Regions from separate parts of the Homo sapiens genome. Here region 2 is linked to region 1. A link is a contact called in ENCODE Hi-C or POLR2A ChIA-PET data. All regions are on one chromosome and are shown on one strand. The core of a region is the stretch at or near the end of the contact, and the rest is flanking DNA. Distances in the headings are between cores, read along the strand shown.

Region 1 (7,170 bases), core at 2,254-4,753:
AGTAAACCAAATGTGACCAAAACAGAATGATAAATATGTTCATTAGTATTCAGCTAAAATACTTAATCTGATAAATCTCTGGTTAGCAAGCAATAATGATCCTAAATATTATTTAAAAACAATACCGCATAAATATTATTTATTTATGACAAAAAGAGGTTTGGGGGGGAAGCTCTTAGAATTATCATCAGCATTTATTTCTGAATTAATACTAATGCACATTTAACAATTAGATTAAAACTAGAGAGGCACTGGAAAGAGCATACATAGTCTTTGGAGTTAAACACACCTTAGTTTAAATACTAATTCTATCTCTTGTGAACTAATTGAGCAGGTTACTTAAATTCTCTAAGCCTATTTCCTCCTCACCTATAAATGGAGATAATACTACCCAACTGACAGGGTTATTTAAGAGATCAGTGATGATAATGTATAAATTAACAGATTTATACAATTGTACATATTATAAAGTAATAATATTGTATAATTGGCTATATTGACATATAGTTGCTCAATAAATGGTAATTATTACTTTTCAAATAGAGCTGACTGAACAACAAAAATCACTAAATAGTCATAAAGGACACTCTACGGTCAATTTTGATCCTAATGACTAAACTACATAGAGGTCAAAACAGCTAATAAATCTAAAACAATCCACTTTTGCTTTTTAAATACTTACACTTATTTTTGCAGCAAACTAACTAAATCCAGGTGAAGGCTATGCATAATGGAAACAAAAGTTTGGCTATGTTCAAACCAATCTTTTAAAAGTAAGTTATTTCCCAATACATTAATAATTTAAGAACATGTTACAGTCCCCACAACAATTAACAGAATGTACCCTGAGGTCCACCTCTATCTTGCTGTTATATACCCAGTGTCAATACAGTGTCTGGCACATACTAGGTACCTAGAAAATATTTATTTGCGGTCTACATACACTCACTTAATATTACTCCAGAGTAGTGATCCAATACTAGAAAAACAACCCAAAGTAATAAAGGAGCATATTTGAAAAGTAGTTTTAATAGACAATTCATCAGAAATTTCTTAGTCTCTAAAAAGGCCTTATTAAACCACTAGCATGAGACCACTGTGTAAAGATAAGTCAAAATCAGAGCATTACTTGAAGAAAAGTTCATCAGTTGGTAGATAAGGAGGAATATCAGACAAAATGAAAGTCACCAGTGACAACTTTCAAAGAGCTAATAAGAGGGGCTACAACTCTACAAATAAAAACAAAGATATATATTCATAATAAATTGAATGAGGAAAGATTTAAAATAACCAAGGGATCCTAAATATTTTCCAAGTCTGTTCACTCTTATCATCCACCTAAGAATAGGATTTGCTCTAGTTGATCAGATTCAGTTTACTTTTACTGATTTTTTATTCTTTTCCGCCCCCCCCCCCCCAATTATGTCACCCAGGCTGGAGGGCAATGGCGCAATCTTGGCTCACTGCAACCTCCACTTCGTGGGCTCAAGCCATCCTCCCATCTCAGCCTCCCGAGTAGCTGGGACTACAGGTACATACCACCCCACCCGGCTTTCTTTTTTTTTTTTGAGACTGAGTCCCGCTCTATTGCCCAGGCTGGAGTGCACTGGTGCCATCTTGGCTCACTGCAATCTCCACTTCCCCGGTTGAAGCAATTCTCCTGCCTCAGCCTCTGAGTAGCTGGGATTACAGGCGCCTGCCACCATGCCCGGCTAATTTTTGTATTTTTAGTAGATATGGGGTTTTGCCAGGTTGTCCAGGCTGGTCTCGAACTCCTTACCTCAAGTGATCCGCCCACCTCGGCCTCCCACAGTGCTGGGATTACAGGCGTGAGCCACCGTGCCCAGCCTTTTACCGGTTTTCGATTGTGTGCTATGCACCGTAGAAAGCATATGAAAAATAGAGGAGCTTCGAACTGATGCAGAAGGAAGTCACGTGCACTTAGCTACTACATAATACATATCTGGAACCAATACAAGAACCTGATCCAATGTCCACTCTAGTCCTCTTTTCCTCTGTGCACCTTCTACGAGTTTGGTTATAGACTTAAGCACCCTTCCATTTTCAAAATTTAAGTACCCACAACTTGAATTCTCAAGTTATTTTATCTTTCTTCTCTTAAAAAAAAATGTTAAGGGGTTAGTTTTCAGAATCTTCAATTTTACTAGATACGGTATGCACAATGTTAAAGACAAGCTCCAATAAAAATTTATGTATACCTTTAAAAGGTTTGTGAAACATTTAAAAAATTTTTAAAAACACAAATTCTTCTTGGAACAATGAAGATAACGAACATCTGTGGTTCCCTAAATGAGCCGTAATTTTAAGATGGGCAGCAACTAAAGGGCTTCAGCTTTGCCAAAACGTCAAGAGGCTGCCTTGCAGTGGGCTCGCAGTGATTTTAAAATGTTATTCTTCTCGTCTCGATTTATGTTTTTCTCCCTCTCAAAGTTAAACTTAAATGTCGTTGGAAACGTAATTTGGTAACATTCTGATGTCATTTCCTTCCGTTTTTAAATTTGTAACGAAATAAAAATATTTGTTCGTTCTCAAAATGAAGGTCTTCCACACACAAAAATTAAGCATGGAGTGCAATAAGGTCAATCGAATAAAGCTGCATCCGACCTTTTAAAATATGGAATAACATTTTTCCCTTCTCCAGAACTCTTGACTACTGACACAGGACAATGCCTGAAGTATGAAGCACAGACACGGAAACACCGGATGCGAAAGACTGGAGACCGAGACAGCAAAGGGAGGTGGAGCGGAGTGCTGATCTCGGTTCCTCCAAAACTCGTACTGTGAATCTGTGACACGGGACAATGAAATGTGAGCAAGGACAAGCTTACACAGCATCATAATGTTAATTTGAAGACGGTTTTCCGGTTGATGAGGCAACGAAAGGCTGAAAGACTCCAAAGTTAAAGGAGCCCCAATTTTGCCCGAGAAAACGTAGAGCTAGGAGGGCGGTGACCAGTTTTCCCAGACTTATCTCTACGCACTCCAAGATGCTGAAAGTGGGACCCCTGCTCCTGTAGGTACAGGAGGCCTCTGCACCCCGCTTGGCCCAAGCTAACCCTGCCCTCCCAGACCAGGCCTGGCCAGACCCTCCCGCCCCGGGCCGGGTCTCCGCCGGGCCGGCTCCCAGCCCCAGTCAGGCCAGCAGAGCCTTCGTCTCCTCCTGCCTCAGCCGGGTCAGAGCAGGGCCCCTGAAGACTGGCGATCCCGCGCCCGACTACCTTGGTCGTCCGGATATGCTCCATCGCAAGGAGACGTCAGCCGGCAGCCGGTCTCACAGGCGTACCATACGGCTACAGAAACAGGGCGGTGACAGCGACAGAGAGCAAGCGGGAACTCCCTCCACCAGCCAGCGCCGCGGGTCTGTCTGCCGGCCCCGGTGGCGTCAACGGCGCAGGTGCAGCCGGTGAGCGCCGTCTCCTAGAAACACTTCCCCAAACCCCGCGGCCTCCCGGGGGACTCGGGGCAGGCAGACAGAGCGTGTGTGGACCGAGAGCGGCTTGCTGGTTCGTCCCGGACAGCGGCGGATCCCACAGCGCCCCCTGCTGGAGGAGGCCGGTACTGCTCACCACCCCACCCGAGGCGGTCTTTGTCATCCCGCCGAGCGGACGCGCGGGGCGGTCGGGGAGGAAGACTGCGTGAGAATGGATCCCGAGTAAAGGGTTCTTGTGGGGTGAGGGCAAGAGTGGAGGATGTTCTGAAGTCCATCGCCATACCACTGGACAGCACCAAATTTAGTTTGAGCTGCAGTTCTACTCATAAGAATGTATTCTAAGGAAATAATCAGATTTGGAGTTATTATTCTAAGGAAATAACCAAATAAGGAAACCAGCCTTATTTGAAACAATCAACTCTCCAATCCTACGGATTCCTTATGTAAAGTATGATGATTAGCTAGTCCTCAATCTGGTCTGGTGTCAGAGTCCCGCCTCCTACCTCAATTTCATACGATGTTAGCACCAGCATCCATTAAAACTCATCCTGTAGAGGGATATCACATAACGAAAATGTTAATGCTGCATTACTGAGTGAAGAAAAAACTGACTATGGAACAATAAGTTCAATGTAGCCGTGCTCTGTAATTTTTATTTATGTAAACAAAAAGTTTACATTTCTAGGTGAGGGTTACAGGTAATTTTTGTTAGAACACGTCTAATGTGGTACTTCTCAGCCTGGAGTGAGTTTTCTCCCCGGGGGACATTTGGTAACATCTGGAGATATTTTTGGTTGTCTCAAATGGTGGTGGTGGGGGGGTGGCGGCGGGGGGCAACTGGTGGGTGGAGGCCAAGTCACAAGTCGGCTGCTGAACACCCTACTAGGCACCAGACCAACCCCCCAACTACAGGGAATTATCCGGCAGATGACAACAGTGCAGAGGTTGAGAAACCCTGCTCTATGCCAGGCGCGGTGGTTCACGCCTGTAATCCCAGAACTTTGGGAGGCTGAGGCGGGCGGATCACTTGAGGTCAGGAGTTAGAGTCCGAGAAACTCTGCTCTACGTTTTGTAAGTATTCTGTACTAAGCCGGTTAAGGTTTGTAATCTTCATCTTTCATACTGTGATTGGTGTTAGAAAAGCCTAACATCTAAATTTTCTTTTATAATTAAAAATTTTGTTTCACTTATTTGTTTCATTTTGTTCAAGTTGTCTTGGTTTGTTTTGTTTTGAGTGCCTACGATGTTTCAGACAGATTGCCAAAGCAATGGAGATGGTTATTAAACACAACAGCCTTTGCGGTGGAGTTGCTGACTCCTCTAAGCTAAATATGTAATAAGAGTTACATTAAACCACCTAGAAACCAACCTTAGTACAGTATCACATCCACCCCCTCCCCCCGAAAAAAAACCCCACAAATCCTGCTCAGAAAAAAAAAAAAATATATATATATATATATATACACATATATATATATATATATATACATATATATATATATACACATATATATATATATAGAGAGAGAGAAAAGTAATGTAGGTCTTTACTGAGGATTGCTTTTTGAGAAAACAGAAAGAGGTGAATTGTATAGCATACAGCAAGACTTTCTTAACAAAACTTTTTATATCATTTTCCTCCCAATTTACAACTTCCTCCTTCCCCATTCCCCTACAGATTATCCTCCCTCTTCTCATCTCCTCACTTCCTGTGTCCTCTCTTTACCAATTCTCACAGAGAGGCAATCATAATGATGTCAGGTGACCAAATGTACTGAGTGCTTTACGGGTATTCTGAGGAAAATGCTATTGCTTTCTTTATTTTAGAGATGAGACAAGCGAGACACAATGAAGTGAAGTAACTTGCCCAATATCACATAGCAGATAAAGCCAAGATCCATGTTATAAAGCCAGACAGGCTGACTTCAGAGTCTGTATTCTTAACAACTGTTTTACATTGATTTGCTTCTCAAAATCCATATTAAAGTTCTATTTATGTTAATATGATAGGCTAGAAAATTACCTAGCTTTACAGAAAGAAAGTAAAATAACAGATAAAATATTAAATGACGTTTCTTTGACTCTTGAGTTGAATACTCTTGCACTAGATAGAATATTCCTTATGGTTAAATCTGGCAATCACTCAGTTCCATTATCTTTCCTCGAGACATCTCTTTAGAGGTCTCCAGATGCTTCTAGGAGCCTTTTCTCCTTTTGCTCCAGTTTGCACTTGTGTTCTCTGAGCCTACTGAATGGATATTATCCTGGGACTCTCCTCACCATGGGCCTGAGAAATGTGTTGGTTACTTGTGCTGAATTTTTAGATCCTGTGGTTTATCTTTCTTGATTTACTTACTTGCATTGTTTTATTCTGATGTAGTATATTCTGTATTAACTTCCTGAGAAAGGGTGAATGGAGCATAAATCCTTGACGGGAAGTTTGGCTAGGTCTAGAATTCTGTAATTTTAATTAGGATTTTGAAAGCTCCCAGAGACATATCCTGACTTTCAATGCAGTTGTTCAGAAATCCGCTGGCATTCCGATTTCCCTTTAGGTGTCGCTTCTACTTTCTCAGGATGCTTTTTGGATCTCTTTATCTCCAATGGTCTAAAATTTCAACATAATAAAACTTAGCTTTCTTGTTTATTTTTCTGCCCAGTGTTTTGAGCTCTGTAATCTGAAAACATAAGTCCTTCAATTCTGGGACATTTTCTTGTATTATTTCTGTAATAATTACTGTTTCGTTCTTTTTCCTTCTTCCTTTTTCTTTTTTCCCTTTAAAAATTTTTTTTATTCTTCTCACCTCTCTTCTCTCCCTCATCTTTCTTCTTTCCTATTTCCCTCCTGTCCTTTCTCCTTTCTTTTTATTTTGTTTTATTTTTATTTATTTATTTTTGAGACAGGGTCTCACTGTGTCACTGAGGTTGGAGTGCAGTGGCACAATCTCAGCTCACTACAGCCTCAACCCCTCAGGTTCAAGCAATCTTCCCACCTCAACCTCCTGAGTAACTGGGACTACAGGCGTGCACCACCAAGCCTGACTAATTTTTGTATTTTTTGTAGAGACGGGTTTTTTCCATGTTGCCCATGCTGGTCTCAAACTCTCGGGCTCAAGTGATCTGCCTGCCTCAGCCTCCCAAAGTGCTGGAATTACAGATGTGAGCCACTGTGCCCAGCCCCTTTCTTTTTTCAGTAGAAATTCCTGGTCTGACTTCCTAATTTTACTATTCTTTCACTCCTATTTTTTAAGAATTTACCTTTCTAATCTACTCTCTAGGAAATTCTTAATACTTCATTGTTTCTAATATTTTTAGAATACTCCATTATTTCTAATATTTTTAATTGCTGCAATTATATATATGTACATGTGTGTATGTATGTGTATGTATATATATATACACACATATACATGCACATACATATATAATTGTAGACAAACCTTGTGCTCAGATCTTGGATTCTTCTTTTTCTTCCTTTTTTGTCTACTGAGCACAAGGTTTGCCTCCCAAAGTGCTGGGATTACAGGCATGAGCCACTGTGCCTGGCTTATATTTTTAATTTCTAAGTGTTTTCACTTTAAATAGACTTTATTTTTATTTATTTATTTATTTTTTAGAGATGAGGTCTCGCTATATTGCCCAGGCTGGAGTGCAGTGGCTGTTCATAGGTGTGATCATAGTGCACTACAGCCTCAAACTCCTGGGCTCAAGCAACCTTC
Region 2 (7,388 bases), core at 982-3,481, 4.1 Mb before region 1:
TGTAGGGACATGGATGAATCTGGAAACCATCATTCTCAGCAAACTATTGCAAGGACAAAAAACCAAACACCGCATGTTCTCACTCATAGGTGGGAATTGAACAATGAGAACACTTGGACACAGGAAGGGGAACATCACACACTTGGGCCTGTCATGGGGTGAGGGAAGGGGGGAGGGATAGCATTAGGAGATATACCTAATGTAAATGACGAGATAATGGGTACAGCACACCAACATGGTGCATGTATACATATGTAAGAAACCTGCACGTTGTGCACATGTACCCTAGAACTTAAAAGTATAATAATTTTAAAAAAAGAAAAAAAAAGTGCGTACTGCTCCAACAACAACAACAACAACAACAAAAAGCGCATTTGTTCCACATCTTTCCAAACACTTGGTAATTTTCTCTTTTTCGTTTTAGCTATCCTGCTGGGTATGCAACTGTACTACATTGAGATTTAATTTGCATTTCCTTGATGACTAATGAAATTTGCATTTCCTTGATGACTAATGAAATTGATGTCTTTTCACATTCCTGATGACCATCTGAAGATAGTTTTTTCTTTCTTAGATGGAGTCTAAGATCGCTCAGGCTGGAGTGCAGTGGCGCGATCTCGGGTCACTGCAACCTCCGCTTCCAGGGTTCAAGCGATTCTCCCACCTCAGCCTCCGAGTAGCTGGGATTACAGGCGCCCACTACTATGCCCAGCTAATTGTTTTGTATTTTTAGTAGAGACGAGGTTTCACCACGTTGGCCAGGCTGGTCTTGAACTCCTGACCTCGGGCGATCCACCCACCTCGGCCTCCCAAAATGCTGGGATTACAGGCGTGTGCCACCGTGCACGGCCAAATCTTTTTTTCTTTTTGAGACGGACTCTTGCTCTGTCGCCGAGGCTGGAGTGCAGTGGCGGATCTCGGCTCACTGCAAGTTCCGCCTCCCGGGTTCACGCCATTCTCCTACCTCAGCCTCCCGAGTAGCTGGGACTACCGGCGCCCGCCACCACGCCCGGCTAATTTTTTGTATTTTTAGTAGAGACGGGGTTTCACCGTGTTAGCCAGAATGGTCTCGATCTCCTGACCTTGTGATCCGCCCGCCTCAGCCTCCCAAAGTGCTAGGATTACAGGCGTGAGCCACCGCGCCGGGCAGAAATAGACATTTTCAAGTGACTGGAGATCATTCATTATATAATTAAAGTAAAAGTAGTCTGCAGGGTGTAATATTTTAAAGCACATTACAATTATGACATTTATGAAATAATTCCAAAATCTGAACTACTTTTTCAACAATTTAAAAAATCTCTAATAAAAAGGGGAATGGTGAATTTTGCTTTATTTATATACACATATTTTTTTAAACCCCAGCACTGTTGAGTACTAGTGTTTGTGTTGGCAACATGGTTTAGCGGGAAAAACACAGAGGTTTACTGCAACTGTGGACCACGTGAGTGAGAAAAAAGTCACTATATGTGTAAAGTATTGTGTAAAGAACGTTAAATAGCTTGATTCTAAGAGAAACTGTTTAGGTTTACATGGTATTTTACTGACAAGCACACATATTGTATGTGACGAAAGCATATCACGTATAAATTAGTATATGTATTATGAGCTCAATCTGTTAATTTAGGTTCTTATTCTTAAGTGCTGCTGTCTCTGTTTATAACGTAATAGTGCTACTTTCATTATCTCAAGAGAGCCGTGGGGTTGTACATGGGTCTAAAACGGACACGCGACAAGGGTTCCTAGGAATAAACCATAAACAGGCCCGGGAGCTACGCTAACGCCAAACGCCGAGCAGTGAGACGCGCAGCACCCGCCCTGCGCCTCGGTGGCAGCCGTCCACGCCGTCAGTGCCTGGCGGTTCCCGTGGGACATACCGTCCACTCGCCACGCCCCTCCGCCCGCGGCGCACCCCACGCACCGTGCCCTGGCCGCCCGCCTCACGCACCGCTTTCCTCTCCGTCCAGCGCTCGCTGCAGCCGGGCCGTCTCGCAGTCCAGCGTGCTGGCCAGAGACCGCAGCTTCCCGCAGAAGCTCCGGATAGGGTCCATGCTGAGCACAGCGGGGAAGGACTCCAGGCGTACGCAGACCCCACCGCTCAGCTCACAGCCTCCCGCCACTAGTTTGAATCTCGGCGCCGGACGCGTCCTCGGCTCTGCGCAGGCGCAGTCCTCTCTCGCGAGAGCCGAAGTCTCTCGCCGAGGCCCCAGGAGACCCCGCGAGACGGGTGCGCTTACGCCACGGCGTCTGCTGGCGGCCGCGGAGACGCAGAGTCTTGAGCAGCGCGGCAGGTGAGTAGCTGTGCGAATTCGGTTCTCTAGGGAGCTCCTTCTTCGCCTGCTGGCCTTACCTGGGCTCCCCGCTTCTCTGGAGGGGAGGCGGTGCGGGAACTCCCGTAGGCGTGAGCTGGAGCGCGCGCCCGCTGCTCTCTCCAGGTCCGGCCGCGCCAGTTCGCCTCCGCAAAGCCCGTCCCTCTCTTCCGCAGGCACCATGTTCCTGACTGCGCTCCTCTGGCGCGGCCGCATTCCCGGCCGTCAGTGGATCGGGAAGCACCGGCGGCCGCGGTTCGTGTCGTTGCGCGCCAAGCAGAACATGATCCGCCGCCTGGAGATCGAGGCGGAGAACCATTACTGGCTGAGCATGCCCTACATGACCCGGGAGCAGGAGCGCGGCCACGCCGCGGTGCGCAGGAGGGAGGCCTTCGAGGCCATAAAGGCGGCCGCCACTTCCAAGTTCCCCCCGCATAGATTCATTGCGGACCAGCTCGACCATCTCAATGTCACCAAGAAATGGTCCTAATCCTGAGTCGTCACCCTTGGATTTTATGGATCACGGAGCTGACCATCTTTACCTGGTCCTGGAACTGAAAAACTGTAGCTTGTGTGAAAATGAGCCTTTGGACCAGTCTTTATTAAAACAAACAAACATGAGTAGTCTGCATATCGAATATCTAGAGCTCTAAACCCCCAATACTTAAAAGTCTAATTGCTGTCCTGTGGTTTCATTAGTCTGATAGGAAGATAGGGATTTCCTCAGTCACAGATGATATTTTGAAGGAAAGCTGCAATAAAGCCACAATGATTTGAGGTCTTTGCTTAAGTATGAGATACTTGATGGGGGCTTTATCATGCAACATTAGTTTGCTTACCTTAAGAATTGCCCAAAAATGAAAGAAAATATGAGCTTTTCAGTTAAACATACTCCTAAAAACATTTTCCGGGATTTTACTACTAAAATTGGACATTTAAGCGAAGTAAAAGAGGCCGGGTGCGGTGGCTCACGCCTGTAATCCCAACACTTTAGGAGTCCAAGGCGGGCGGATCACTTGAGGTCAGGAGTTCAAGACCAGCTTGGCCAAGGTGATAAAACCCGTCTCTACTAATACAAAAAAAATTAGCTGGGTATGTTGGTGCAGGCTTGCAATCCCAGCTACTTGGGACGCTGAGGTGGGAGGATCGCCTGAACCTCAGAGGCAGAGGTTGCAATGAAGCGGAGGTTGCAGTGAGCCGAGAGCATGCCGCTGCACTCCAGCCTGGGAGACTGCATCTCAAAAAAGAAAAATAAACGAAGTAAAAGATATTTATCAGAGCTGTTACAGGAAGGTGTATTTTTTAGCTATTTTGGCAGGGTGCTGTGGTGCTTGCATGTAGTCCCAGCTATTCAGGAATATTGCTTGAGTCCAGCTTGGGCAACATAGCGAGACCCTATCTAAAATAACAATAATATATGGCCAGGCGGGATGGCTCACGCCTGTAATCCCAGCACTTTGGGAGGCTGAGGCGGGCAGATCACTTGAGGCCAGGAGTTCAAGACCAGCCCAACCAACATGGTGAAACCCTGTCTCCACTGAAAATACATAAAATTAGCCGGGTGCAGTGGTGAGGCCTGTAATCCCAGCTACTCAGGAGGCTGAGGCAGGAGAATCGCTTGCACCCAGGAGGTGGAGGCTGCAGTAAGTCGAGATTGTGTCACTGCACTCTAGCCTGGGCGACAGAAAAAGAAAATTTAGGTGGGGAAAAAAATCAGAATTGCGTCTGTGGGAACAGGAATAAAGGAGAAACCACTATTGACTGGGAAGACACACAAAGAACTTTGTCAAAGTTGTATGGCTGAGGCCCACACGGTGGCTCACTTCTGTAATCCCATCACTTTGGGAGGCTTAGGCAGAAGGATCACCTGAGATCAGGAGTTCCAGACCAGCCTGGCCAACATGGCGAAACCCCATCTCTACTAAAAATACAAAAATTAGCCGGGCGTGGTGGCTTACGCCTGTAATCCCAGCACTTTGGGAGGCCAAGGTGGGCGGATCACAAGGTCAGGAGTTCGAGACCAGCCTGGCCAATATGGTGAAACCCCATCTCTACTAAAAATATAAAAATCAGCAAAAAAAATTTAGCCAGGCTTGGTCATGCATGCCTGTAATCCTAGCTACTGGGAAGGCTGAGGAAGGAGAATTGCTTGAACCCAGGTGGTGGAGGTTGCAGTGAGCTGAGATCGTGCCACTGCTCTCCAGCCTGCATGACGGGAGTGAGACACCATCTCAAAAAATACATATAATAATATAAATAAAAATATCTTTTTTGAAAATAATTTAATATACCATGTAATTTACCAGTTGAAGATGTTCGCTTTCAGAATATAATAAAAATAGTCAAAAACTTTGTGTTTCTAAATACATACTGTATATAGTAGTGTAATACAGTACCCTATACAATATGCATTTGGTGACACAGTATACAGCACTCTATACGGTTGGAACTATTTTATATTTGAGGAAACATTTAAGGAACTGTCCACAGTTACAGCCAGTGATGAGATGGACTTGAGATTGAATTGCTGTATAATACAGAAATCTTGGGTGAGTACGGTCAACAATAATTTATTGAACATTTAAAAATAGCTGAGGCCGGGTGTGGTGGCTCACGCCTGTAATCCCAGCACTTTGGGAGGTCTAGGCAGGCGGATCACGAGGTCGGGAGATCGGGACCATCCTGGCCAATATGGTGAAACCCCATCTCTACTAAAAAATAGAAAAACTAGCTGGGCATGGTGGCACATGCCTTTAATTCCAGCTACTCGGGAGGCTGAGGCAGGAGGAGAATCACTTGAACCAGGGAGTTGGAGATTGCAGTGAGCTGAGATTGTGCCACTGCACTCCAGCCTGGTGACAGAGCAAGACTCCATCTCAAAAAAATAAAAATAAATAGCTGAAAGATGGCCTGGCACACTGGCTAACGTTTGCAATCCCAACACTTTGGGAAGCCTAAGAATTGGAGACCAGCTTGGGCAACATAGTGAGAACTCTACAAAAAATCAAAAAATTGGCCAGGCCCATGGTGTGCACCTGTAGTCCTAGCTGCTTGGGAGACTGAGGCAGAAGGATGGCTTGAGCTGGGGAGGTTGAGGCTGCAGTGAGCTGTGGTTGTGCCACGACACTCCAGCCTGGGCCACAGAGTAAGACCCTGTCTCAAGAAAAAAATAGCTAAAATACTACAATTGGATTGTTTGTAACACAAAGAAAGGATAAATGCTTGCAGCGATGGATTAACCCCCGCCAAAAAAGAAATCTTGTTGACTGTTAAATATATAGAAAAAAAAATTCAATCCCATTATTCACTATTTCCCATTAACGAGATAATCTTCATTTTTTTTTCTTTTAGTCTCCTTATACATACGCTTTTTGAAAATATATTGAGATATTGAGCCCAGGAGCTTGAGGCTGCAGTGAGCTATGATTGTGCCACTACATTCCTGGCTGGGGAACAGAACAATGTCTCAATTTTTTTTTTTGCTGTGTATGGTGGCTCAGCCTGAAACCCCAGCACTTCGGGAGGCTGAGGTAGGAGGATTGCTTGATGCCAAGAGTGTGAGACCAGCCTGGGCAACATAGTGAGACCCTATCTCTAAAATGAAATGAATCAAAAATGTATTGAGATAGATAAATAGAATTTAGAGCCGAAAGCTGTAACTGTAACATTTAAATATTCTGATAACAAATGGCTTTCCAGAAAGGTAGTGCAAAATTTCAAGACTAATGTATGAGAGTGGGAGTCTTATTTGCCAGCATTAAATGTTTTTCCTCATTAACAAAAATTACTGTGTTTTGTTAGATGATTCACTTTTTTTTTTTTTTTTTTTGAGACAGGGTCTTGCTCTGTTGCTCAGGCTGGATTGCAGTGGTGCCATCTTGCCTCACTGCAACCTCAACCTCCATGCTCAATTGATTTTTGTATTTTTTTGTAGAGACAAGTTTTCGCCATGTTGCCCAGGCTGGTCCCCAATTCCTGGGCTCAAGCCATCCGCCTGCCTTGGCCTCCCAAAGTGCTGGGATTACAGGCATGAGCCACCATGCCCAGCTCCCATTCACATTTTAATATCTGCAATTTGTATAGGCTATGGTGAAGACACATTGTTTTTTTTTTTTTTTTTTGAGATCAAGTCTCGCTGTGTCACCCAGGCTGGAGTGCAGTGGCGCCATCATGTGCCCAGCCGACACATTAGGTTTTTAAAAATGATTATTCATGCTGGGCACAATGGCTCACACCTGTTATCCCAGCACTTAGGGAAGCCGAACCAGGTGGATCACCTGAGGTCAGGCGTTCGAGACCAGCCTGGCCAACATGGCGAAACCCTGGCTCTACTAAAAATACAAAAATTAGCTGGGCGTGGTGGCGTGCACCTCTAGTACTAGCTACTCTGGAGGCTGAGGCAGGAGAATTGCTTGAACCTGGGAGACGGAGGTTGCAGTGAGCAGAGATTGAGCCGTTGCGCTGCAGCCTGGGTGACAGAGCAAGACTCAAAAAGAAAAAATTATTTGTTATCTTTTAACAAAGTGCCTGAAGTGTAATAAGTGTTTCACAGTTGCTTAACCAAGTTAACTATCTTATTAATGTGTCATATTCTTGTTAGTATATAAATACTTGTTGAATTCTTTTCATTGCTCACAGAAATGTCTGTGGTGCATATGGGCAATTTAATATCTCTGAACAGGCAAGGTGGCTCGCGCCTGTAAACCCAGCATTTTGAGAGACCGAGGCAGATGGATAACTTGAGGCCAGGAGTTCGAGTCCAACCTGACCAACATGGTGAAACCCCATCTCTACTAAAAGTAGAAAAGTTAGCCAGGTGTAGTGGCGCACACCTGTAGTCCCAGCTACTCAGGAGGCTGAGGCAGGAGAATTGTTTGAACCCAGGAGGTGAAGGTTGCAGTGAGACAAGATTGTGCCATTGCACTCCAGCCTGGGTGACAGAGCGAGACACTGTTTCAAAAAATAAATTAATTAATAAATGATTATAATATTATCTCTGAACTTTTCATACCTGGAAATAGTGGCTGCTGATACTGTTGAGGAGAAAGGTGGAGAAAGATTGCCAGGGGGACCTGCTTA

The links. A loop is a pair of places that touch in the nucleus more often than their neighbours do. ChIA-PET counts read pairs that join two places held with the same protein, here RNA polymerase II (POLR2A). Pooled maps may share reads with other maps.
Region 2: a map of B cell shows a loop between it and region 1 (12-fold over the local background). The contact joins the promoter of MRPL57 here to the promoter of MTMR6 in region 1. A Hi-C loop is called at or near these places in 1 of 168 maps with a recorded cell type or tissue (B cell) and 6 of 50 pooled maps. POLR2A ChIA-PET finds 5 or more read pairs at or near these places in 1 of 52 experiments (activated CD4-positive, alpha-beta T cell).

Annotation. Positions count from the first base shown.
Region 1 is chr13:25,283,985-25,291,154 of GRCh38, forward strand. It overlaps MTMR6 (myotubularin related protein 6), which reads right to left and starts at 3,504. Exons shown (of 14, transcript NM_004685.5): 1 at 3,240-3,504. The coding sequence starts at 3,263. RefSeq lists enhancers at 2,884-3,504, 3,208-3,547, 3,648-3,817.
Region 2 is chr13:21,174,427-21,181,814 of GRCh38, forward strand. MRPL57 (mitochondrial ribosomal protein L57) reads left to right here and starts at 2,232. Exons shown (of 2, transcript NM_024026.5): 1 at 2,232-2,291; 2 at 2,486-4,658. The coding sequence starts at 2,491. The coding sequence ends at 2,799. SKA3 (spindle and kinetochore associated complex subunit 3) reads right to left here and starts at 2,126. Exons shown (of 9, transcript NM_145061.6): 1 at 1,949-2,126. The coding sequence starts at 2,051. RefSeq lists enhancers at 199-921, 1,644-2,366, 2,382-2,701.